Linked DNA regions of Mus musculus: regions 2 and 3 are each linked to region 1. The links are chromatin loops, found by intact Hi-C in ENCODE. Cell type or tissue: heart. All regions are shown on one strand. Links, peaks and the distances in the headings refer to the core of each region. The heading gives the core; the rest is flanking DNA.

Region 1 (7,636 bases), core at 880-5,879:
TCAATGATAATTTGGTCAAGGAAGAAATAAAGAAAGAAATTAAAGACTTTTTAGAATTTAATGAAAATGAAGACACATCATACCAAAACTTATGGGACACGATGAAAGCAGTGGTAAGAGGAAAACTCATAGCTCTAAGTGCCTCTAAAAAGAAACTGGAGAGAACTTACACTACCAGCTTGATAGTACAACTGAAAGATCTAGAACAAAAAGAAGCAAATACACCCAAGAGAAGTAGAAGGCTGGAAATAATCAAACTCAGGGCTGAAGTCAACCAAGTACAAACAAAAAGAACTATACAAAGAATCAACAAAACCAGGAGCTGGTTCCTTGAGAAAATCAACAAGATAGATAGACCCTTAACCAGATTAACCAGAGGACACAGAGACAGTATCCAAATTAATAAAATCAGAAATGAAAAGGGAGATATAACAACGGAAAGCATGGAAATTAAAAAATCATCATATCCTATTACAAAAGTTTATACTCAACTAAATTGGAAAATCTTTATGAAATGGACAATTTTCTAGATACATACAGGATGTCAAAGTTAAACAGGATCAAATAAGCCATCTAAATAATCCCATAACCTCTAAAGAAATAGAAGCAGTCATTAAGTCTCCCAACCAAAACCAGCCCAGGACCAGATAGGTTTAGTGGAGAATTCTAACAGACCTTTCAAGAAGACCTAATTACCAATACTCTTTAAACTATTCCACAAAATAGAAACAGAAGGTACACTATCTAACTCATTCTATGAAGCCACAATTACACTTATACCTAAACCACACAAGGGCCAAATGAAGAAAGAAAACTTCAGACCAATTTCCCTTATGAACATTTATGCAAAAATACTCAATAAAATTCTTGCCAACTGAATCTAAGAATACATCAAAATGATCATTCACCACGATCAAGTAGGCTTCACCCCAGGGATGCAGGGATGGTTCAATGTATGGAAATCCATCAATGTAATCTACTACATAAACAAACTCAAAGAAAAAACCCCCACATGATCACTTCATTAGATGCTGAAAAAGCATTTAACAAAATTCAGCATCCCTTCATGTTAAAAGTCTTGGAAAGATCAGGTATTCAAGGCCCATACCTAAACATAATAAAAGCAATATACAGAAAATCACTAGCCAACATCAAACTGAATGGAGAGAAACTTGAAGCAATTTCATTAAGATCAGGGACTAGACAAGGCTGCCCACTCTCTCCCTATCTATTCAACATAGTACTTGAAGTTCTAGCTAGGGCAATTAGACAACAAAAGGAGGTCAAGGGGTACAAATTGGAAACAAAGAAGTCAAAATATCACTGTTTGCAGAAGACATGATCATATACTTAAGTGACCCAAAAAATTCCACCAGAGAACTCCTACAGCTAATAAAGAACTTCAGCAAAGTGACTGGATATAAAATTAACTCAAACAAATCCATGACCTTCTTCTACTCAAAGGATAAACAGGCTGAGGCAGAAATTAGGGAAACAACACCCTTCACTATAAAATATATTGGTGTGACTCTAACTAAGCAAGTGAATGATCTATATGACAAGAACTTCAAGTTTCTGAAGAAAGAAATCGAAGTAGATCTCAGAAGATGGAAAGATCTCCCATGCTCATGGACTGGCAGAATTAATATAGTAAAAATGGCCATCTTGCCGAAAGCAATTTACAGATTCAATGCAATCCCCATCAAAATTCCAACTCAACTCTACCTAGAGTTAGAAAGAACAATTTGCAAATTCATTTGGAATAACAAAAACCCAGAATAGCGAAAATGATTCTCAACAATAAAAAAACTTCTAGGGGAATTACCATCCCCAACCTCAAGCTGTATTACAGAGAAATAGTAGTAAAAACTGCATGGTATTGATACAGAGACAGGCTGGAAGATCAGTGGAATGGAATTGAAGACCCAGAAATGAACCCATACACATATGGTCACTTGATCTTTGACAAAGAAGCTAAAGCCATCCAGTATAAAAAACGAGCATTTTTAACAAATAGTGCTGGCTCAACTGGTGGTTAGCATGTAGAAGAATGCAAATTGACCCATTCTTATCTCCTTATACAAAGCTCAAATCTAGGTGGATCAAGGACCTCCACATAAAACCAGAAACACTGAAACTTATAGAGGAGGAAGTGGGGAAGAGCCTCTAAGATATGGGCACAGGGGGAAAATTCCTGAACAGAACACCAATGGCTTGTGCTGTAAGATCAAGAATTGACAAATGGGACCTCATAAAATTGCAAAGCTTCTGTAAGCAAATGACACTGTCAATAAGGCAAAAAGGCAACCAACAGATTGGGAAAGGATCTTTACCAACCCTACATCTGATAGAGGGCTAATATCCAATATATACAAAGAACTCAAGAAGTTAGACTCCAGAGAACCAAATAACCCTATTAAAAATGGGGTACAGAGCTAAACAAAGAATTCTTAACTGAGAAATACTAAATGGCTGAGAAGCACCTAAAGAAATGTTCAGCATCCTTAGTCATCAGGGAAATGTAAATCGAAAGAACCCTGAGATTCCACCTCATACCAGTCAGAATGGCTAAGATCAAAAACTCAGGTGACAGCAGATGCTGGAGAGGATGTGGAGAAAGAGGAACACTCCTCCATTGTTGGTGGTATTGCAAGCTGGTACAACCACTCTGTAAATCAGTTTGGCAGTTCCTCGAAAATTGGACATAGTATTACCTGAGGACCCAGCTCTACCACTCCTGGGCATATAACTAGAAGATACTCCAACATGTAAGAAGGACACATGCTCCACTATGTTCATAGCAGTCTTTTTTATAAGAGGTAGGAGTTGGAAACAACCCTGATCCCTGATTTGAAGATTTGATCCTTCAAATCTGGAATGGATTCAGGAAATGTGGTACATTTACACAATGGAGTAGTACTCAGCTATTAAAAACGAATTCATGAAATTCTTAGGCAAATGGATAGAACTAGAAAATATCATCCTTAGTGAGGTAACCCAGGTGCAAAAGAAAACACATTTTATACACTCACTGATAAGTGAATACTAGCTCCAAAGCTCCAAATAACCAGGATACAAGTCACAGACTGCATGAAGCTCAGTAAGAAGGAAGAACAAAGTATGGTTGCTTCGGTCCTTCTTAGAAGGAGAACAAAATATTCACAGGAGCAAATATGGAGATAAAGTGTAGAGCAGAGACTACAGGAAAGGGCACTCAGAGTCTGTCCCACCTGGGGATTCATCCCAAATACAGTTACCAAACCCAGACACTACTGTGGATGCCAAGAAGTGCATGCTGAAAGGAGCCTGATATGGCTATCTCCTGAGAGGCCCTGCCAGATTCTTACAAATACAGAGATGGATGTTGGCAGCCAATCATTGGACTGAGCATGGGATTCCCCAATAGAGGAGTTAGAGAAAGGACTGAAGTAGAGGATGGCCTTGTCATGCATCAATGGAAGGAGAGGTCCTTGGTCCTATGAAGGCTCGATAGATGCCCCAGTATAGGGGAATTGATGGCTGGGAGGTGGGAGTGGGTGTGTGGTTGGGTGGAGTAACACCCTCATAGAAACAGGGTGAGGAAGAATGTAATAAGGTGTTTCTTGGAGGGAGGGAAACCGGGAAAGGGGATAACATATGAAATGTAAATAAATATCCAATAAAAAAGAAAAGAAAAAAAATGGCTTTAGGCACATTGACTGAGGCGGACTACGAGTTTGAGGCTCTTGTACACAATAAAGGAAGAGTCTCAACAAAAATATTCTGAAGAAGCTATGGTACAGTGCCCCCTGAACTGTCATCACCAAACACTAGTTTGGTTCTTTCAGCGGACTTGTCCCTAGGTAAGTCAGAGTCACAAAACTGGCCTGACATCGTTAACTATTTTCACTGGTCAGGGTCCTGGAATCATTCAGTAGGGCACACCTAGAGGTACACAAGAGCCATGAACCTATGTTGACACCTGCTGGCCACCGCAACACTAAACAATGGGCTCTAGACTCACAGCCTAAGGAACTGCAAGAGGAGCTACTCCTGTCACTCAGATCACCTAGAGCAGTTCTAACCAATCAGGAGCTACAGACAGGTTGTCCAATCAGAAGCTTCTAGGAGGCGGGGGGGCGGGTTCTTTTCGGCCGCCATGTTAGCTAAAGGTTCTTCACCGAAACTGAGGAAAGCCGTTGTGGGAGCCAGTGCTTGGAGCTGTGTGGGGGAGCGCGGGTGAGCTCGGAGCCTGGCAATGGTGAGCGAGGGCCGCTGTCCCCTGATGGGAGGAGCGGCCGGCTGGGCTGCGGGAGCCGGGGTGGTGGGTCCTCCCTGGGGTTGGGGCAGTGAACGCGGGGACGTCGGGGCTGCGACCTGGGCCTCCGCCTGCGGTCCGTAGGTACTTCCGCCCTGATCCTCTTGGCGTCAGCGCTGAGCGGGAGGTCCCGCCCTGCGGGGGGCGGGGGATGGGCGGAAGCCAGTACGCGGATGACGTCACGATCCGGGCTGGCGGGGACGTCCTGCTTTTGGTGGTGCGCTGAAGGCTGCTTGCTAGACTAAGGCTGTCTAGGTTCTTTGTGCTGTCTTCGAGAAGTTCTGAACTTTGCTTTCCACATGTAAGTGTGGCAACCTCTTTAGGTTAATTTTACGACATTTGTAAAGTCCAGTGAGTTTCTTTGCAAAGATGTTTAAAACCAGCTCTGGGAAAGATGACTTGTCTCCTTGAATTTATTTTGTTCTTCGGTCAGACATCCTTTGATTATATTTTTGTTTTTATTTCTGCTTATGCATTTGTGGGCTTGTTAATTTTTCTTCCCTCAAATAGTGCATTGTTTTGCGTACCGAGGTTCGCCGAGAACTGTTAGTCAGGAAGCATTGTAGTCGATTCTTCTGTATTGTGTTCACCATTCTGGTCCTTTTCTTCATTTCCACACAACCTTTATTTCTTGTTTATTTTAGCATTTTTATTGGAAGTATGTTGAACTACTAGTTTAAACTGAGAACATGAGCATACTATGCTAGAAATAAGATAGACACATTTGTATCTCCCCAAAGTATCAAATATTTTTGAATAACAATAAACTTAAAAGGTTTTGATGGCAGCAATTTGCCAAGTGATTTCACTTACATTTGTAATTAGGACAAGGTTAATGTGGGTTTTATTCTAGTCTTTTTTTTTTAAGATTTATTTATTTTATGTATGTGAGTACACTTTCGCTCTCTTCAGACGCAATGGAAGAGAGCATCTGATCCCATTACAGATGGTTGTGAGCCACCATGTGGTTGCTGGGAATTGAACATAGGACCTCTGGAGGAGCAGTCAATGCTCTTAACCACTGAGCCATCTCTCCAGCCCTTCTTTTAGTTTTAATTGTTAATATTAATTCTCATGTCAAAGCACACAGTATATCTCTGCATATATTTAGTTTATAAAATGAATACTTAGAAGTAGGCTGAGAGAAATGTAGGTAGAGTTTGTCCTGATATGAAAAGGAACTCAAAACAATTGTGCCACAGGGAGCGAGCCTTTGATGAAGTCACAGAGAGGACTCAGGCTTGTCAGCCATGCTGCTTAGTTCTAGATAGAAGGCCCTGAGAGCAGGCAACTGTGGGCTCAGGTCCAGGTCTGGATAGGGACTAGGTGGAAGGCCAGGCAGGTGAGTAGGTGAGTCATGGGGCCTATTGAAACCTCAGGGACAAAAGTCTCTACTTGTCCTTTCTTCATCTATATACTAGTTATCAGACGATAGGATGGTTTGGGGTCAGACATCCTAGTGCTAGTAGGTGTCTATCAATTTAAGAGGCCAGGAGAGGGATTTATGCCCTTCCCTGGTTTCCCTGATAGCATTGTAATACATGCCCATCTAGTCTCAACTCACCCTGATAAACTTACAGAGTAGCCCTCTTTCTGTTCTCAGGAACAAGCCTGTGATATCTGGCTGAACAGATAGTATTGTTTGTGCATGTACCAAGGGGCTGGAGTCATTCTCTTTCCTCAAAATGGAGTCAAATGGAGTCACTCAGGGCAAGGCATTGTCTGGAAAACCACTGTTTTCTCACAGTATGGAGTAACTTGGGACAGGACACAGCCGACTGTGCCCTTCAACACTTCACGTCCAGGATCCTGCAGTAGCACTTGCTTTATTAGGTTCATTGCTTTCATTGGTGATTTGAAGTGTGAGGCTGGAGAGCTGGCTTAGTGGTTAAGAGCACTGCTGCTCTTGTAGATTGATTTCCAGTGACCACATGGTGGCTTAAACCGTTCTGTAATTTCATTCCAAGGAGATATGAAGCCCTCTTCTGGCCTTCGTGGGTACCAGGCATGCATGTGGTGGAAGCAAAACACCCATACATGTAAAATACATAATTTAAAAAAAAAAAGAAAGTTATAGTTAATGTCTGCGGACTTCCCCTCCCAACCCCTTATTTTGTCTTTTTTAGACAAAATCTCACTTGTGACCTGTCTGACCTGGAACTCTGGAACTTTGTAGACCAGTGTGGTCTGGAAATCACAGCAGTCTGCCTGTCTCTGCCTTTTGAGTCTGTGCAACACCACACCCAGTATGTCTGTAGTTCTTTGTTTTATTTGTGTATTTTCTTTGTGTCATTTATCTCTACTGGTGTACAAGCAGCGTAGTGTTTTTCCTTTTATATCCTATTGCTTATTGCCAATGTACAGGAGTAGGATAGAATTATGTATCCTATATGTTTGCTATGGTATCACATTAATTCCTTGAATTTTTTGAGTTTTGAGATTTTCTTTGGGCAAAACCAGTTTTTTATTTCTTCCGAAGAAGCTTACTTCCCCTTTTGTTGACATACAGTTTTATTCTCCCTTAAATATAGCATGATAATGATTTAAAATTAATTTTATATTTTATTTCTGTGGGTGTATTGCCCACAGAAGTAAGTCTGTGTGCTGGTGCCTGGGGAGGACAGAGGAGGGTGTTAGATCCCCTGGAACTGGTGTTGCAGATGGCTGTGAGCCACCGGGGTGCTGGGAATTGAACCTGGGTCCTCTGGAAGAGCAGGCAGGCAGTGCTTTAACATTGGCGCCCTCTCTCCAGCCCACTCATGTGACTGTTGTTATTTACTGTTGATGGTGGATTCCATCGTTTCTAACTTTTCTTGGGGAGGTGCATGTTGAGAATTGAAATCTGGTTCTTGTGTGCTCTGCCATTGAGCTTCATCCAGTTTGAATTTTGAAGTTTAGTTGGTTTTGCATACCTGTCTTAATTTCTACTTGGTTGCAGTATGTAAGTTTTGATTTGGTTTAGTTAATTTCTGTATTATGTTGAGGTGGGTCCTTGTGTAGGTATGGATGGCCTCAAATTCCTGATTCTTTTGCTGCCTCCAAAGTTCTGGAGTAGCAAGTATGACTCATGATACTGTTTTTCTTTAAGATTTTTTTTTTATAACTTAAACAAATTTCCCCTTTAACAATTTCCTACGTATATAAAGTGCATGCTGTGGTCCATCCTCTCTGACTCCAGCACACCCCCGTCCTGCCTTATCCCTGCAATTCCCTTTCTGATCTCCTTGCTTAAATTCTGTGTTGGAACCACACTGAAGACAATGACTTCTTCCTCCGGGATCTGTTAGTGGTCACTAATTCAAGGAAGAGTAGTAGAGCACTGTAGGCCCCTCCCCGACC
Region 2 (7,636 bases), core at 1,739-6,738, 91 kb before region 1:
ATATTAAATACCCTTTAAGCTGCTTCCGTCAACTGGGACCTCCTCATACCTTCAAACATTTCCAAAATTTTTAACTTTTTCTAATAACTGGGGCTGACTGGGTGACAAAGAAAGTCTTTCTTTTAGTTTTGTTTTTTTTCTTCAAGCCAGGGTGTAGCCCTGGCTGTCATGGAACTTGCTCTGTAGAACAGGCTGGCCTCAAACTCACAGAGATCTATCTGCCTGCCTCTGTCTCCTTAGTGCTGGGATTAAAGGCATGCACCACCACCACCTGGCAAAGGAAATCTTTTTAGAAGCTATCTTTAATCCTTTAAAAAGAACCTATTGAAATGTTTTCTAACATTTCCTTCCTTGGTCAGTGTTGGACAGAAGGGAAAATCCCATTCTGTCTAGGTTGTGTTGTCTGGCAGCGTTCCTCTTTCCCAGGCCTGGAGCACATTAAAAAGAAAAATCTTCTAAGAGAATGGTGGTTTTTATGGTCATTGGTTAAAAAGGAGACATAAATCATAAAAGAGAAAGGAGTGGAACATTTTCTTTTCCTGCTCTGCATAGATCTGAGCAGAGGAAATGGTTCCCTGATGGAAGTATATATAATTCACACATATATATGAATTCATACTCTGTGTATGAATGCATTGTCTGCATATATGTATGCACACCATATTTGTGTCTAGCGTCTCTGGAGGTCAGAAGAGGGAGTAACATCCCCTGGAACTGGAGTTATGGCGGGCTGTAAACCACAATGTGGGTGCTGGGAACCAAACTTTGGTCCCTCTGGAGGAGTAGCCAGTGTTCTTAACCACTGACCCGTCTTTCCAGCTCCGTACTTCTCAACTTTTGATATTTATATTTGATGTTTTTGTTGTTGTTGTTGTTGTTGTTGTTGTTGTTGTTTTGGCTTGATCACCTGCCTTGTTCCAAATGTATTGTATTGACACTGTTATTGGGTTGCAGTTTATTTGTACCTCTACAGCCCATTAGTTTTTTTTTTTGTTGTTGTTGTTGTTTTTTGTTTTTGTTTTTTGAGACAGGGTTTCTCTATGTAGCTGGCTGTCCTGGAACTCACTTTGTAGACCAGGCTGGCCTCAAACTCGGAAATCCGCTTGCCTCTGCCTCCCGAGCTGGGATTAAAGGTGTGTGCCACCACACCCGGCTAGTATTTCTTTTATTAAATTAAGTGTGCAGAATCCCAGTTTTCTCTTGAGAGACTGTTTTCTTTAATCACCACAATATGACTGTGTTTGTCTCTTCTAATGAATTCTCCTTAGAAGCCTTTCATCAGACCGTGTCTGCTTTCTCAGGAGTGTCTCCAGTGTCCTTTAAGCCCTTCTTCTGTATGCTGATGATTGTATCAGTTATGCCTGTGGTTTCAGAGGTGTGGTTTTGTTTGTTTGTTTTTGAGACAGTGTCTCACCATACAACCCTGACTGTCTGGATATTGCTATGTAGACCATAGAACTCAGAAATATGTAGACCATAGCCTCAAACTCAGAAAAATGCCTGCCCCTGCCACCAGAATGCTGGGATTAAACGTGTGTGACACCAAGCCTGGCTTGTGTAATTACTTCTTAGCTATTGCTTGCCTTTTTGCTACTGTTTCCTGCAAGCTCTCTTTCCACCCCTTGGTTTCTCTATTCAGTGAAGAATTAATGTAGTGACAACTTCAGAATTTTGGTTTCTTTAAAAACACAGAAATATTATAAGAATGTGTTTTCATTTTAAACCAAGGAGTGGAGATATGGGACACTTCAGACTGTCCAAAGCAGCTGACTACGATTTGCCTCATGCTCTAGCAGAGGTATGGTATTGCCAGCCGCAGATAGTTTCTGCGATATTGTGTGATACTGTGATGTCTCTGTGACATTCGGAATTCTGAGAACTTTTCGGAGGGTACATGAATGCTAGCTCCCCAGGAGCTGGAGCAGGTGCTCGTTGGCCATTTAGGGAGGTTGGTTTGTAATTGCTGTGGTCAAAGAAGAAACAAAAGGAAAGACATTAGATTTAGGAATTCATTCTCTCTCTCTCTCTCTCTCTCTCTCTCTCTCTCTCTCTCTCTCTCTCTCTCTCCCTCCCTCCCTCCCTCCCTCCCTCTTTCCTATTTAGTGATGGGGTGAAATGGGGTGGGGTGCGGGGGTAAAGGGTGGGAAAAGAAGAATCCACAAAGTAGCAAAGACCAGCTACAAATTACAGAATGAAAAGTTTGCAGTCTACATGCAGAAGATTATTATTATTAAGATTATTATTGCTCCAGATTGCCCAAAGCTATTTAGGGAGACCCTGTTTAAAAAACAAAAAAGCAAAACAAAAAAAAAAAAACCAAACCAAGCCAAAAATCTTCCCTCAAAAAGCACATATTCACACAAAGCCACAGTCTCCTGTACAACAGGTGGGTGTGGTGTTCAGAGAGGGCGCACTGTGGCCCTTTATGAATTTCATGTGATTGGTTTTTCTGCATGTATGTATGTGCACCGTGCATGCCTCTTCCAGGGAGGTCAGAAGAGGATGTTGGATCCTGTAGGGCTAGAGTTACTGTGAGCCATTATGTGGGTGTTGGAAATTGAACCCAGATGCTATGGAAGAGCAGTCAGTGCTCTTAACTTTGGAACTATCTTTCCAGCCACCTCCCCCAAGTATACTTTATTCATACATATAGATTGTGGAGCAAAACTGCACAACTGCAAGAGTGCATTTATCCTTCTAGAAATGGACCAGCCAGCATACATTTAGCTGATTGGTTCATATTAAATGATATTAAAGAATAAAATCTTTGAAGTTTCTATGAAGAAGGCTCTCAGATCCTACCTGGCCTTGTTAGTAGTGGCCTACAGCACAGAGGGCAAGAGGGAGTTAGCTCAGTCAAGCCTACCAGGTGGGTTGTGAGTGACCCTCAGTGGAATGGGGCTAGTGAACGTGCATGTGTGCATGTGTGGTATATGTGTGAAGTTAGCCGTGTAGGTGCATTTACACAATGGAGTACTACTCAGCTATTAAAAAAGAATGAACTTATGAAATTCCTAGGCAAATGGATGGACCATGAGGCAGCTTCTCTTGGGCAAGAATCTGGAGTAAATCCTTGGATCCCAAGTGGATGAACTCCTAATCAGTTTGATTTGATCCAGAGCCACTCTCCTTAGCTATCTGCTTATTTAAAAATTAGCTATCTCCTGTCTTCCTTCACTATTCTAGTGTGGTTTGGTCATTTCTGTGGCCTCGTGGATACAGGCATCTTCAATGTGTAAGGCTCCTTCAAATACTGAAAGATCCTGGCAGAATGTAAAAGGACACAGAAGCCCTGAAATTGGCAAGATAGACGTCAGTGTTAGCAGAACTAGCTTCACTGATTTAGAAAAATAGAGGTGCACAATGCTCTGGCCACTTCTTGAACCTGTGTGTCTGCCAAAGTTCTGACCAGGTGTGTGCCCATTGCTGCACCTTCATTAGACTCTTTCCTTGTACCCCTCCCATACCCATTTCTTGAGAATAGACATTGTTTAGATCTGGAAATCCCCTAATCTCCCCCTTCTCCTTTCCCCCCTGAGGGCCTATAAAAACTGGGACCTCTTTCCCCTCGAGGACAACTCCTCTACCCCTGCGTGGGATATGAGTCGTCCCCAGAGCTCTGGCTTTCCCCGAATAAAGCCTCATGTGGTTTGCAACAAGCTCGGTCTGTCGTGAGTTCTTGGGTGTCCGCTATTGTCCTGAGGCCTGAGCGAGGGGCTCCTCTCGGAGTCTTTCAATACCTTCTGTTGACCTGGAGTAGTCTGTGATTGATACTGGAAGTTTTTCAGGAAGTATATCCCGAATTCCTGGTTCTTTGGCTTCCACCTCCTTTGTTGGGATTGCAGGAAAAGCAACACCACCTTGGTCTTGGAATGGGTTCGCTTCTCTGCTTAAAAAGAAAAGGTGCAACTTGTTATAATTGAGCAATCTTTGGCGTGACTTGCTGAAATTCCTGAAACCCGGAGGACATCAAGTCTTGTTTCGATGTGATAGGGGTTGGGTTGGGCCCTGGTCTAGTTGTGAGGCAAAGTGATCACTGCCTTGGGGAGTGTATGTAATAGACTGTGCACAAAAACAAGGCTTCCAAGAGGAAGAACCTTAAGTACCTACTGAGTGCAAGAAGACAAGCTGTGAAAGTTCTGGGATGCACAAGGAAGTCCTGCTTCAATCAGATCGTCTTGAAGCAGACTTGCATGAACTTGGGTGAAAGCCAGAGTTGGGAAGGTCTGTGTGGTCCACGTCTTTTAATTTCAGTTCATCCACTTATGGGAGCTGTCATTCAGATTTCACTAGCCAATCAGGGCCCTGAGGGCAGGACATTCATTCACAAGGACCAAGCGAAGCTGTTCCTGTCACTCAGGCCCTCGTAGGGCAGTGCTAGCCAATCAGAACCTTCAGGCCAGGCCACTCACTCAAGAGCGCCTAAAGGAACTGCTTCATCATTCAGGGCATGCTAGCCAATTAGAGCAATGGAATTGAGTCATCCACGCAGCTGCATCTAGGGAACTCCTGTCAATCAGACTTGTGGTGCAGCTCTAGCCAATCAAAGCTTCGGGGCAAGATGTCCAATCAAGAACACCAGACGAGACGAGAGGTGGGTCCTATCCGCCGCCATGCTGCAGATTCTGTTCTTAAGCAGGCATCGCGTGGTCCCGTGAGCTGCGGTGTGATCGCCGCTGCCGGGAGCTGTAGGGGGAGCGCAGGCGAGCTCAGCAACCGCGCCATGGTGAGCGCGGGGCCGCTGTCCCCGGATGGGGAGGAGCGGTCGGCTGAGCCGCGTGAGCCGGGGTGATAGGTCCTTCCCGGGGTTGGGGGAGCGGTGGGACCGGCCGGCCGAGCGGACACCCTGTGCGTTCCACTGGGCGACGTGGGCCCCGTCACTGGCCAGTGCTTGTCTCGGAGGACTCTAATCACTTCCGCTTTTCCAGCCATGTCTGCGCAGAGCGCGGGGAGCGGAAGACTCCTCCTAATCAGGGGGTAGCTTCCGGGTTGGTGACGTCACCGCCCAGTGCTGGCGCCCTGTTTGTGCTTTTGGTGTCGCACTTATGACTGCTGTGTTCTCTGCGCTGTGGTCTAGACGTTGTGGGCTTCGTAGGTCTAGCATCAAGTGTGAGTTAATTTTGTGAAATTCTCCGAGTCTTTGTCCAAGAGTTTCTTTCGGATGGTGTCCCAGAAACAGTTCTAGAAAAGATTGTACTACTTTATCAAAGGTCAGCTTGTCTCCTAATTTAAAAAAAAATTTTTTTTTGTGGATCTGTTTATTCTTCCTAAACAGTGTGTTGTCTTGTGTATTTGATTGGAAATGTTACGAGTGTGTTGTGGGTTCGTCTACATTGTGCTAACCATTTTGTGTGTTTTTTTAAAAGTATTTTACATATAAAATTCAGCAATGTCTTTTATGTACCTGATAAGAACTTTTTAGCATTTTGTGGGAATTATCTTAAATCTGTAATTGAACCTGGGAACTGACATTTTTCTGATTGTGTCTTCTGGTCATGAGGATGTTATATCAGAAACAGACAAATATGTTTGTGTATTTCCACAATTTCATAATTTACTGAATAGAAAGTAAAAAGGTGTCACGCCTCTGGTGGTAATCTGGCCAAGGCTATTTTTCCAAGATATTTTATATTTCCAAGATATTCTATCCAAGGTTCAATTTTTCCAAATCCTAATTATTAATATTTTTTCATATCACACGGTAAATATATAATTATATCCACATATGCTGTTTACACAACCAGCATAAGTTAAAGAGGCTGCAGCAGAGTTCAGAGGGTCCCAGAAGTTGGCGAAGAGAAATGCAAGCAGTGTTTCAGTTGATGAGAGAAGTTAGAACACACGACTAGTGAGCCACAGGGGGAGAGCTTTGAATGAAGCCCGAGGATGTCAGGTTTGAAAGTGGCTGTAGTGGTCTATATGATATGAAAGGCAGACTGACTGGTCCTGGTGAACTGACAGGGACTCAGTTGAATTGAAGCTGCGTCCCTGACTAGATCCTTGGCTCACACAGGTATCAGATGATAGGCTGGTTTCAGGCCGTGCCATCCTAGTGCTTGGTGTCCATCCCTTTCTGAGGCCAGGGGAGGGAGATGCATCCTTTTGTATCCTATGTATGGTGTTTCGTTTGCACCGCTTGTATGCCTAGTGCCTGCGGAAGCTAGCAGAGGACATCAGATCTCCTGTAGCTGTAGTTACATATGGGTGTAAGCTGTCATGTGTACTCTGGGAATTGGACCTCTGAAATAGCATCTGTGTTCTTTTTTTTATGATTTATTTATTTTTTTATTTTATGTATATAGTACACTGTCTTTAAACACACCAGTAGAGGTGTATCAGATCCCATTATAGATGACTGTGAGCCACCATGTAGTTGTTGGGATTTGAACTCAGGACCTCTGGAAGAGCAGTCAGTGCTCTTAACCGCTGAGCCATCTCTCCAGACCAGCATCTGTGTTCTTAACCATTGAACCATACCACCTCTTTAGCCTGACTTTTCTTTAAATTAGCATGTGCTTTTGAGATAGAAATTGTGTAGGCAAGAATGACCTTGAACTCCTGGTTCTTTTGCCTCTATTTCCAAGTGCTGGAATTTCACATATAATTTCATGTAAGAGGCATGCACCGTGACACCTATCTGATGTTCTTTTTCCCTTTAACAATTTCATACATGTATAAAGACTACTGTAATGTCCTGCCCTCTGATTTCCCTCTTTGTCCTCTCCTGCTTACAGTTCCCTGTGAAATATCCATGTTTTCTGCCCCCTTCATCTCCTTCTTTGTTTTGAGAGCCACTAAAAAAAACCATTCTGGTTTTAACCAGGATCATCCGTGTGGCTGCAGGTTCCTGCCCATGCATCTGAGCACGGTAGTGGGTACACAGTTGAAAACAATGCCTTTGTTTAGAATCCCTTGGTATCTAAATCATGATGGGCCCAGTCCTGTGTCAGGTCCGTTACAGCAATGCATTGCTGTTGTAAAGTGAGGTCATACAGAGCATTAGCTCTGCAGTGCTGAAAAGTCAACATTTTACATCCCATCTCACTGTCTCTGGGCCTTACTGTCTGTGCCTCATCTTTCACAGTGATCTCAGCGCCCTGGAAGTGGTGGTCTAAATGTCCTGACTAACTGTGCATCTCCGAGTTTGCTGCGGAGGGGCTTCTCTACCTCAGACGGGGAGGAGCAGTTGTTTGTGAGTAGAGCATTATTTAGAAGGTAACTGGGTGCCAGGACAGTTGAGCTAGAACAGTGGTGCAAAGTTTATCCCTCCAGCTGCAGACGTGGGTTTTGGGTTTAGTTTACTATGACAGGGATGGATTCTCTGAAGGAGTGAGCCTCAAGTTCAGTTAGAGAGCCGCCTGGTGTTATCCTCAGAACAGCTATATCACTATTGCTCAGGTGGACACACCTTGCTTGGCAGGTTGGTTTTGTGTGTCGTGGAGGTCTGGGTAAGACATTCTGTGCCTGTCATTCCTCCCCCAGCAGCCTGCTTAGTGCCCAGAGCATCATGAAAGCCAGCCAACAGGGAGGAAGTTCAGTGCCAGTTTGATTTCTTTCTGCATTGTAACCGGTGTGGGGGGCGTCTTCAGTAATAACAGCCAGTTCTGGAGGGCAACCGTGAAGAGCAGGCGAGCCT
Region 3 (7,636 bases), core at 1,739-6,738, 120 kb before region 1:
TTTTTATGTTTTAGCTCAATAACAGTCCTTCTTTTTAGGACATTGTCACCAGCACTGCCATTTTGAAACCTGCTTTGGATTTAACAAAATGGACTTGCTGTTGATTTATAGTTCAGAGGTTCAATAGATTATCAGGGTGGGAAGCATGGCAGCATTTAGGCAGCCATGGTACTGTAGGAGTTCTGAGTTCTGCATCTTGACCCACAGTCAGCAGAAGGAGACTATGTTGTCACACTGAGCATAGTGAGAACATTTAAGACCTCAGAGCCCCTGGCCAGAGCTCCCAGGGATGGATTACCAACCAGTGAGTACCCATGGCGCTGACTGCATATGCGGCAGAGGATGGCCTTGTTGGACATCAGTGGGAAGAGCGCCCTTTGGCCTGAGGGTGTTCAGTGCACCAGTGTAGGGGAATGCCAGGGCATGAAGGCTAGAGTGGGCAGATAAGGGAGCACCCTCCTAGAGGCAGGGAGAGATGGGTGGGATAGGGGATTTCTGAAGGAGAGACCTGGAAAGGGGAAAACATTTGAAATGTAAATAAAGAAAATATCCAAGGAAAAAAAAAGTGATCTGAAGAGTACATAGGAGAACGAAAAGTTCTAATTAGGGAACGAGGAGAAAGACAAATATAGAGAGAAGAAAGAGGTTAATATTACAATAAGGAAACAAAAAAGTCATAAGAAATTATACTATTAACTATCTACCTAAAGTACCTACAGTGCATGTAATTTGGTGTATGAATATATAAACTTTTTACAAAGAAAAAAGACCTCAAAGCCCTGCCTCCACAGTGACACAATTCCTTGAACAAAGCCACACCTCCTCCAGATAAGGCCATACCTCCTAATATGCCACTACCTATATCTATGTCCAAGCATTCAAACATATGAATCTGTGGGGGCCATACCTACTCAAACCTTCACAGTGGGCTTTGAGATTTCAAAAGACTCAAGTCGGGGCTGGTGAGATGGCTCAGTGGACTGCTCTTCCGAAGGTCCAGAGTTCAAATCCCAGCAACCACATGGTGGCTCACAACCATCCGCAACAAGATCTGACTCCCTCTTCTGGAGTGTCTGAAGACAGCTACAGTGTACTTACATATATTAATAAAATAAATCTTAAAAAGAAAGTGCTCTGTCCCCATGAATAACTTGCTTTACTACTAAAAAAAAAAAAGACTCAAGTCATTCCCTCTCCACCTTCAGCTTGCAGGTCAAGGTGTGAACTTCCGGCTGCTGCTCCAACTCCCTGTGCACTTGCTCCCCATCATAGATTCCAAACCTCTGAAACCCTGAGCCCAGTTAAATGTTTCCTTTATAGATTGTCAGCCTTGGTAATGGTGTTTTGTCACGGTAGTAGAAAAGGAACTGAAATTTGGTACCAAAATGTATATAATATAATACTACTGTGACAGACAACCCTGACCATGCTGGTTTTTGGAGGAATGGAGAAGACTGGGACTTTGGCATAGGAAAGTAGTTGTACTTTGTAAGCAGGTCTTAACAGGATGCAAAACAGCAGTGCTGAGAGCTCTGTAGACTGTGGAGGCAGAACTTAAGAAGTTTCAATATTGGCAAAACTGGGCTAGAGACCATTCTTGGCAAAAGAATGTGGCTGCTTTCTGCCCTTGTATGAATTTGCCTGAGACTAACTTTAAACTAAATTGGTTATTAGATCTTATGCAGAACTGTAATAATACACACACACACACACACACACACACACACACACACACACACACACACACACGCTTCAGTCAGTGTTTCTCTGAGTCCTGGCTATCCTGAAACTCACACTTTAGAATCGTCTGGCTTTAAATTCTAAGATCTGCTTGCATCTGCCTTTCAAATGCTCAGATAAAAGGAGTGCAACCATGCCTGGCCCAAAAAAGATAATAAACATTAATTCTGTTGTGTGGTTATTATCTATCTTAATACAGGTCTACAGTGAAAAAGAACAAGTGGGGCCAAAAAAAATATGGAATATATAGCTTCAAGAAAAAAAGAATGTCAGAACAATTAGTGTTGGAAACAAGGTTTGTGCTGAAAGAGAAAAGGAGACCAAGGCTGGGGAGATGACCCAGAGGTTGAAAGCACTGGCTGCCCCTACGGAGGACTTAGGTGTCATTCCCACATGCTGCTAGTACTCAGCCTTTCTCCATCTCGCAGGTTCCATGTTGCCAAAACTAATACCACACATAGGAGATGCTTACATATTACTAAGTCAAGCACCTATAGGGCAGCTCTGTTTCTTCAGTTCCAGGAGATTATGCCCTCTTCTGGCCTCTCTAGACACCTGACACACATGTGGTACACAGACATACATGTAGGCAAAACACTCACACACAACATGAAAATAAATCCTTAAAAAACAGCAGTGGTGCACACCTTTAACCCTAGCACTTAGGAGGCAGAGGCAGGTGAATCTCTGAATCCCAGACCAGCCTGGTCTACAGCGTGAGTTCCAGGACAGCTAAAGCTACACAGAGAAACCCTGCCTAACAACCAAGAGAGGGCAGGGATGGGAAGAGATCAAGGCAAGACCTAATTTGTATTGGGATAAAGACCTCATTGTCTTGTTCTAATCTATGTAAGGAAATAGTTATATTAGTCCATAGAACAGAGGTTGCTGTTCTCTTTCTGTGAATAGACAACCATGACAATGGCAACTTATAGAAGAAAGCATTTAATTCAGACATTATATATAGTTCAAAGGGTTAGAGTCTGTGGTCATTGTGGCAAGAAGCATGGTAACAGGCAGGTGTGGTGCTGGAGTAGTAGCTGTTAGCTTGTATTCCACCTCAAGCCACCAAGCAGGCTGGCAGGCAGACACACCCACATCCACACCCAGAGAGAGAGTTGGGTCAGACAGACAGACAGACTGGGCCAGGTGCTGGCTTTTGAAACCCAAAGCCCACCCTGAGCAACATGCTTCCTCTAATGAGGCCACACTTATCCTTCCTAAACAATCCATCAACTGGGAACCAAACATTCAAGTATATGAACATATGGGGGCCTGCCACTCAAACTACCACAGGTGCCTCTGGACAAGACCCTACCCAGCTAAGCTTCTAACATGTAAAAAGGAAAAGCCCAAGTAATTTTCTATTCCCCAAAACCATGACAAAGGAAAACGGCTGCAAATGTGATTCAGTGGGGCCAGGCTCCATCCCAAGAAGGCAGCAGAATTTGGCCATGATGTCTGTGTGGTTCTGACTTTAGAGTCAAGTCTGTAACTATGGAGAGTGTATGGCAGTGTAGTCCCTGCATGGAAGGTACTGAGAAGCTATTGTGAGTCATTTTGGAATTCAAACCTGGATTTCAGTGGAGATCCTAGAGCCATGAGACATCCGCCAAGGAGAGAATTGTCTTGAGCCTTAGAAGATATTTGGACCTTTAAATAATGTTGAGACTGTGAAAGTCTATGGGGACTTTTGACGGAGAACCAAATGCATTTTGCATTATAGTATGGTCTATGGGGGCCAGGGAGTGGAAGGAGGTGGTTTGAATGAGAATGGCTTCCATAGGCCATGTTTCAGTGTTTGGTCCCCAGTGATGGAACTGTTTGGGAAGAATTGGGTGCAGCCTTGGTGGTGGAGGTGGTCTTCGAGGTTTTAAAAGACTTGTGCCATTCTCAGTGGATTAAGGTGTGAGTCCTCAGCCTGTGGCCAAGCCTTAACAATACCAGCATGGACTGTTACACACTGCACCTCTAAGCCTGGTTAAACTGTTTTATAAGTCACTTCAATCATGAAGTTTTATCATAGCAACAGAAATGTAACTATGTCAGGCAAGTGCCCTTAATCACTGAGCGATCTCTCCAGCTCCTGTTTTTTTTTTTATCAACTCTAATTTTGTCTGTTTGTTTGCATTGGGTATGTTTATTTGTGCAGGCTAGTTTTATGTCAATTTGACACAAGCTTGAGTCATCAGAGTGGGGAGCCTCAATTGAAAATGTCTCCATGAGCTTGGGCTGTAAGCAAGCCTGTGAGGTCATTTTTAAAAATTAGAGATTAATGGGGGGAAAGCCCATTGTGGCTGGGGCCATCCCTGGACTGGTGGTCCTGGGTTCTCTAAGCAGCCGTATTTGCAGACAGTTTGGAGTCACCCGATGTGGGTTCTGGAAATTGAACTTGGGTCCTCTGAAGAGCAGCATGTGCTCTCAACCTCTCAGTATCAACTGGAACCAGAGTGGTCTGACTGGCCTCCTAGGTCTGAGGCACAGGGGCCATTGTATTAGACACTGAGTTGGTAACTGGACTGCTTACGAGAACCATCTGGTACCCTGTTAGACTAGGAAGTGCTTGCCGAGTTCACTGAGACAGCAGGGCCCAGCTCTCCAAGAACAAGAACAAGTTCTGCGTCAATGTAAATTCTCCTGACCATATGCTGGAGTAAAAGGCAGGCAGTCCAGGGCAGAGACTGCCTGGTCATCACTTCAGCTCCTGCTGTCAATCAGCAGTCGCTGGGCGGACCTAGCCAATCAGGGCCTTCAAGCTTACACCACTCAATCAAGAGCGAGGTAGGGCAGTGGGAGGCGGATTTTCTCTGTCCGCCGTGTTGTAGACTGAACTCCGTGGCTCAGGGAGGCCCCGTGGGTGCGTGTGCTGCGCTGTGGCCGCCGCTGTGAGGGGAGCACGGGCAGCTCGGAAGCCGCGACATGGTGAGCGCAGGGCCGCTGTCCCAGGTGGAGAGGAGTGGCAGCTATCGGTAGCTCTTCGCTTGTGCGGCGTTAGGCCCGCTGCGGTTGGCGGCGACTAGGTCGCTGCGGCTGTGTCGCTCCGCCCTTCGGCCGCGTCTGCGCAGAGCTCAGGGCGCCGCAGGGGAGGCCCCGCCCTCCGTGTCGGTGACGTCACGGCCACGAAGTGGTTTTTGTGTTGTACCCTGAGGCTGTTTGCTGAACTCAAGGTCCTGCCGGTTCCCCTGAGTTGTCTTCACATATTGGTGGAGAGTCCACTTTGAAATACTTTTGTGGGAGTTGTAAACTCTTAAGTTTTTGCTTATTTATGCCTATGTTGGATAGTATTTGTGAAGACAATTACTCTCCTGAGTTTAATTTGCTCTTTTAAAAGAACATTGACTATTTTGTGAGGTTCTTTTTTTATACTGTTTTGTAGATAAATTAGTTTCCAAATATTCGTACACTATTATGATCATTAAATTTCTTTGTAAAGATAAAATCTTTTATTTGTGTACTATTTATTTAGAATTGTCTGGAACGTTGAGGGTTTTTTTTCCCCCTTTACATATAAACCTTAGAACGGCTTTCTGCTGTTACACAAGATGTTAGCATTCTTGTTGGGATTGTGTTTTGAATTTATAGTGTAAATTGAGGAAAGCAACATCTTGGTGTTGTCTTCTATTTACTAGGCCAGTGCATATTCTTATTTGATTTTTTTTTTCTTTTTTCTGGACACTGGATCTCTCTGTGTCAGTGGTTCTTTACCTTTCGGTTAAGACAATCAGAAAACACTAATTCCCAATGGCTTTAGGAACTGAGATACTGCTCAGTTACAACATTACAATTATAACATAGCAACAAAAATAATTTTTTGGTTGGGAGTCACCTCAACATGAGGAAATGTATCAAAGGGCCGCAGCGTTAGGAAGGTTTAGAGTGACTGCTCTATGTATTCCTGGCTGTATGGGAATTTGCCATGTAGCTCAGGCTGGCCTTGAGTTCACAGAGATCCCTCGTCTCTGACTCCCAAGTGCTGGAATTAAAGACCTGTGCCACCGTGCCTGGCTTGATTCATTTTTGAAAAAGAAATTTATCTTCATCCAAGGATCTTTGTGAAATTTAGTATATGCTTCTCTTTGTGTCTCCTTTGAGCTGTGGTGCTACATACTCGGGGAAATTGCTAACCATTCAGTTGCTCATTGCTATTATACTGGAAGATGGACTTCTTGTGTTAATCTTGTATTCAAGAAGATTTTTTTAAAAAAGATTTATTTATTATTATAAATAAGCACACTGTTGCTGTCTTCAGACTCACCAGAACACATCCCAGTGGTTGCTGGGATTTGAACTCAGGATCTTCAGAAGAGCAGTTAGTGGTCTTACCCGCTGAGCTATCTCCCCAGCCCCAAGAAGTTTTCTTATTATTTCCTTGAGTTTTTGTTGGTCTTGGAATTTCCTATTTGAAAAGACTTGTATTTTATGTGTTATACTTAACAATTTTATTTTGAGATTCTAATACAATTAAACATTTCTCCCTTCATTTTTCTCCCTCCAAACCTCCTTCCATAATCCTCCCTGCTCTTCTTCACATTCGTGGCTGCTTCTTATTCCATTAATTGTTGTTGCATGCTTGTAACATCTATATTCCTAACTATAACCTGCTCAGTCCATGGAATGTTACCCGTGTGTATGTTTTCAGGGCTGACTGTCAAGCATTGGACAAGCAAGCAGTGTGCTCGTCCCTGGGGAAGAGTATCTCTCCTACTCCCAGATTTCCTTAGTTACCTGTAGTTCTTTGTGTACGATTGAGGCATTGTGGGCTTGTCCCTACCCAGTTTTTCATGTCCATTGGTGTTATCTTTGCTCAGCTCATTCTGAATAGACTTTATGAGTAAGTGAGATATTATTTCTAGGAGACCCAGTCTCACAGGAAATCTCCCTGATTCTCTGGCTGCTACACCTTTTCTACCCTAGACTCTTACTTTTTAAAGTCTCAGTGGCTCCCCTGTCCTGTTCTCTTTCCAGTTGTAGCATCTTCATCTGGCCTTCATGCCTTTCCTAACCCCCATGACTTGGTATGGCTGGCTCAAGCTTACTGGCTTTCCCCAGGGCTACCCACTAGGCTGTGCTTCTCGAGGCTCTGGTAGACACACACAGCCACTTCCACTGTCTCTCCCTCAGTCCTGCCTGGCTTCTGTGAACCTCTGGAAGGTGAGCAGCTTGCACTCTGGGCTTACTTCCATGCTGGAGAGAAAAACCCAGAGCTCATCGCAGCCACTGGACCGACTTAGTTTTTTCCATTTGCACTGTCTTGCCATTTTTGCTTCCTGTGAGCCATTCTTAAGGTTTTACAGGGGGCTGGAGCGATGTCTCAGTGGGTAAAAGCACTGACTGCTCTTCTGAAGGTCCTGAGTTCAAATCCTAGCAACCACATGGTGGCTCACAACCACCCGTATGATGCCACCTTCTCTAGTATGTTTGAAGACAGCTACAGTATACTTATTTATAATAATATCTTTGGGCCTGAGGGAGTGAGGCTGACTGGAGCAAGCAGAGGTCCTAGATCCAATTCCCAACAAGGAATTGAAGGCTCACAGCTACATTGTACTCATATACATAAAACAAATAAGTGTAAACAAAAGGCTTTCCAGCCTTGTGGGAGTTCCCTAGCTTTGCACTTGCCCTTCTGTCCACTTTCTTTAAGAACTTCAGCTTCACATAAGTCTTGCCTCATTTACTTCTGGTGATGTGGGTAGACCATGTTCTTATCTCTGTCCTTCTTTCAGCTCCTTTACAGACCCACTTTAGCCCATCTCTGAGATCCTTCAATGCTTTTCCTGCATCCTAAGTATGGAGTCCTTCTAAGTAGCTCAGCAAAGCCACTAAAGCTCTGCACCATGGTCAGGGTTGTTCCTGAATTAGCATCTTTCTTTAGTTCTCCAGTGAACTTTGGCGT

The links. Peaks named below come from ENCODE experiments on the same cell type or tissue, not always from the same donor. Only the 100,000 strongest peaks of a DNase experiment are listed, where the experiment ranks them.
Region 2: a loop joins it to region 1, with 7 times the contacts of the local background. A loop is called at or near these places in 21 of 42 quality-filtered maps.
Region 3: a loop joins it to region 1, with 2.2 times the contacts of the local background. A loop is called at or near these places in 3 of 42 quality-filtered maps.

What each region holds. Positions count from the first base shown.
Region 1 is chr8:69,622,039-69,629,674 of GRCm38, reverse strand. It overlaps Zfp868 (zinc finger protein 868), which reads left to right and starts at 4,127. Exons shown (of 5, transcript NM_172754.2): 1 at 4,127-4,240. In heart, for the core only: a CTCF peak has its summit at 3,960 (motif pointing left); DNase peaks (open chromatin) are centred at 4,104 and 4,394; H3K4me3 peaks cover 1,905 bases; H3K27ac peaks cover 1,206 bases.
Region 2 is chr8:69,713,858-69,721,493 of GRCm38, reverse strand. Zfp869 (zinc finger protein 869) reads left to right here and starts at 4,592. Exons shown (of 5, transcript NM_001039965.1): 1 at 4,592-4,726. It overlaps Gm51532 (a long non-coding RNA gene), which reads right to left and starts at 4,387. Exons shown (of 2, transcript XR_003947396.1): 1 at 3,741-4,387; 2 at 1,698-1,963. In heart, for the core only: no CTCF peak of the experiment used is centred there; DNase peaks (open chromatin) are centred at 4,423 and 4,883; H3K4me3 peaks cover 2,349 bases; H3K27ac peaks cover 1,589 bases.
Region 3 is chr8:69,746,858-69,754,493 of GRCm38, reverse strand. It overlaps Zfp963 (zinc finger protein 963), which reads left to right and starts at 4,532. Exons shown (of 4, transcript NM_001200023.1): 1 at 4,532-4,662. The coding sequence starts at 4,660. In heart, for the core only: a CTCF peak has its summit at 4,721; DNase peaks (open chromatin) are centred at 4,503 and 4,773; H3K4me3 peaks cover 1,415 bases; H3K27ac peaks cover 1,271 bases.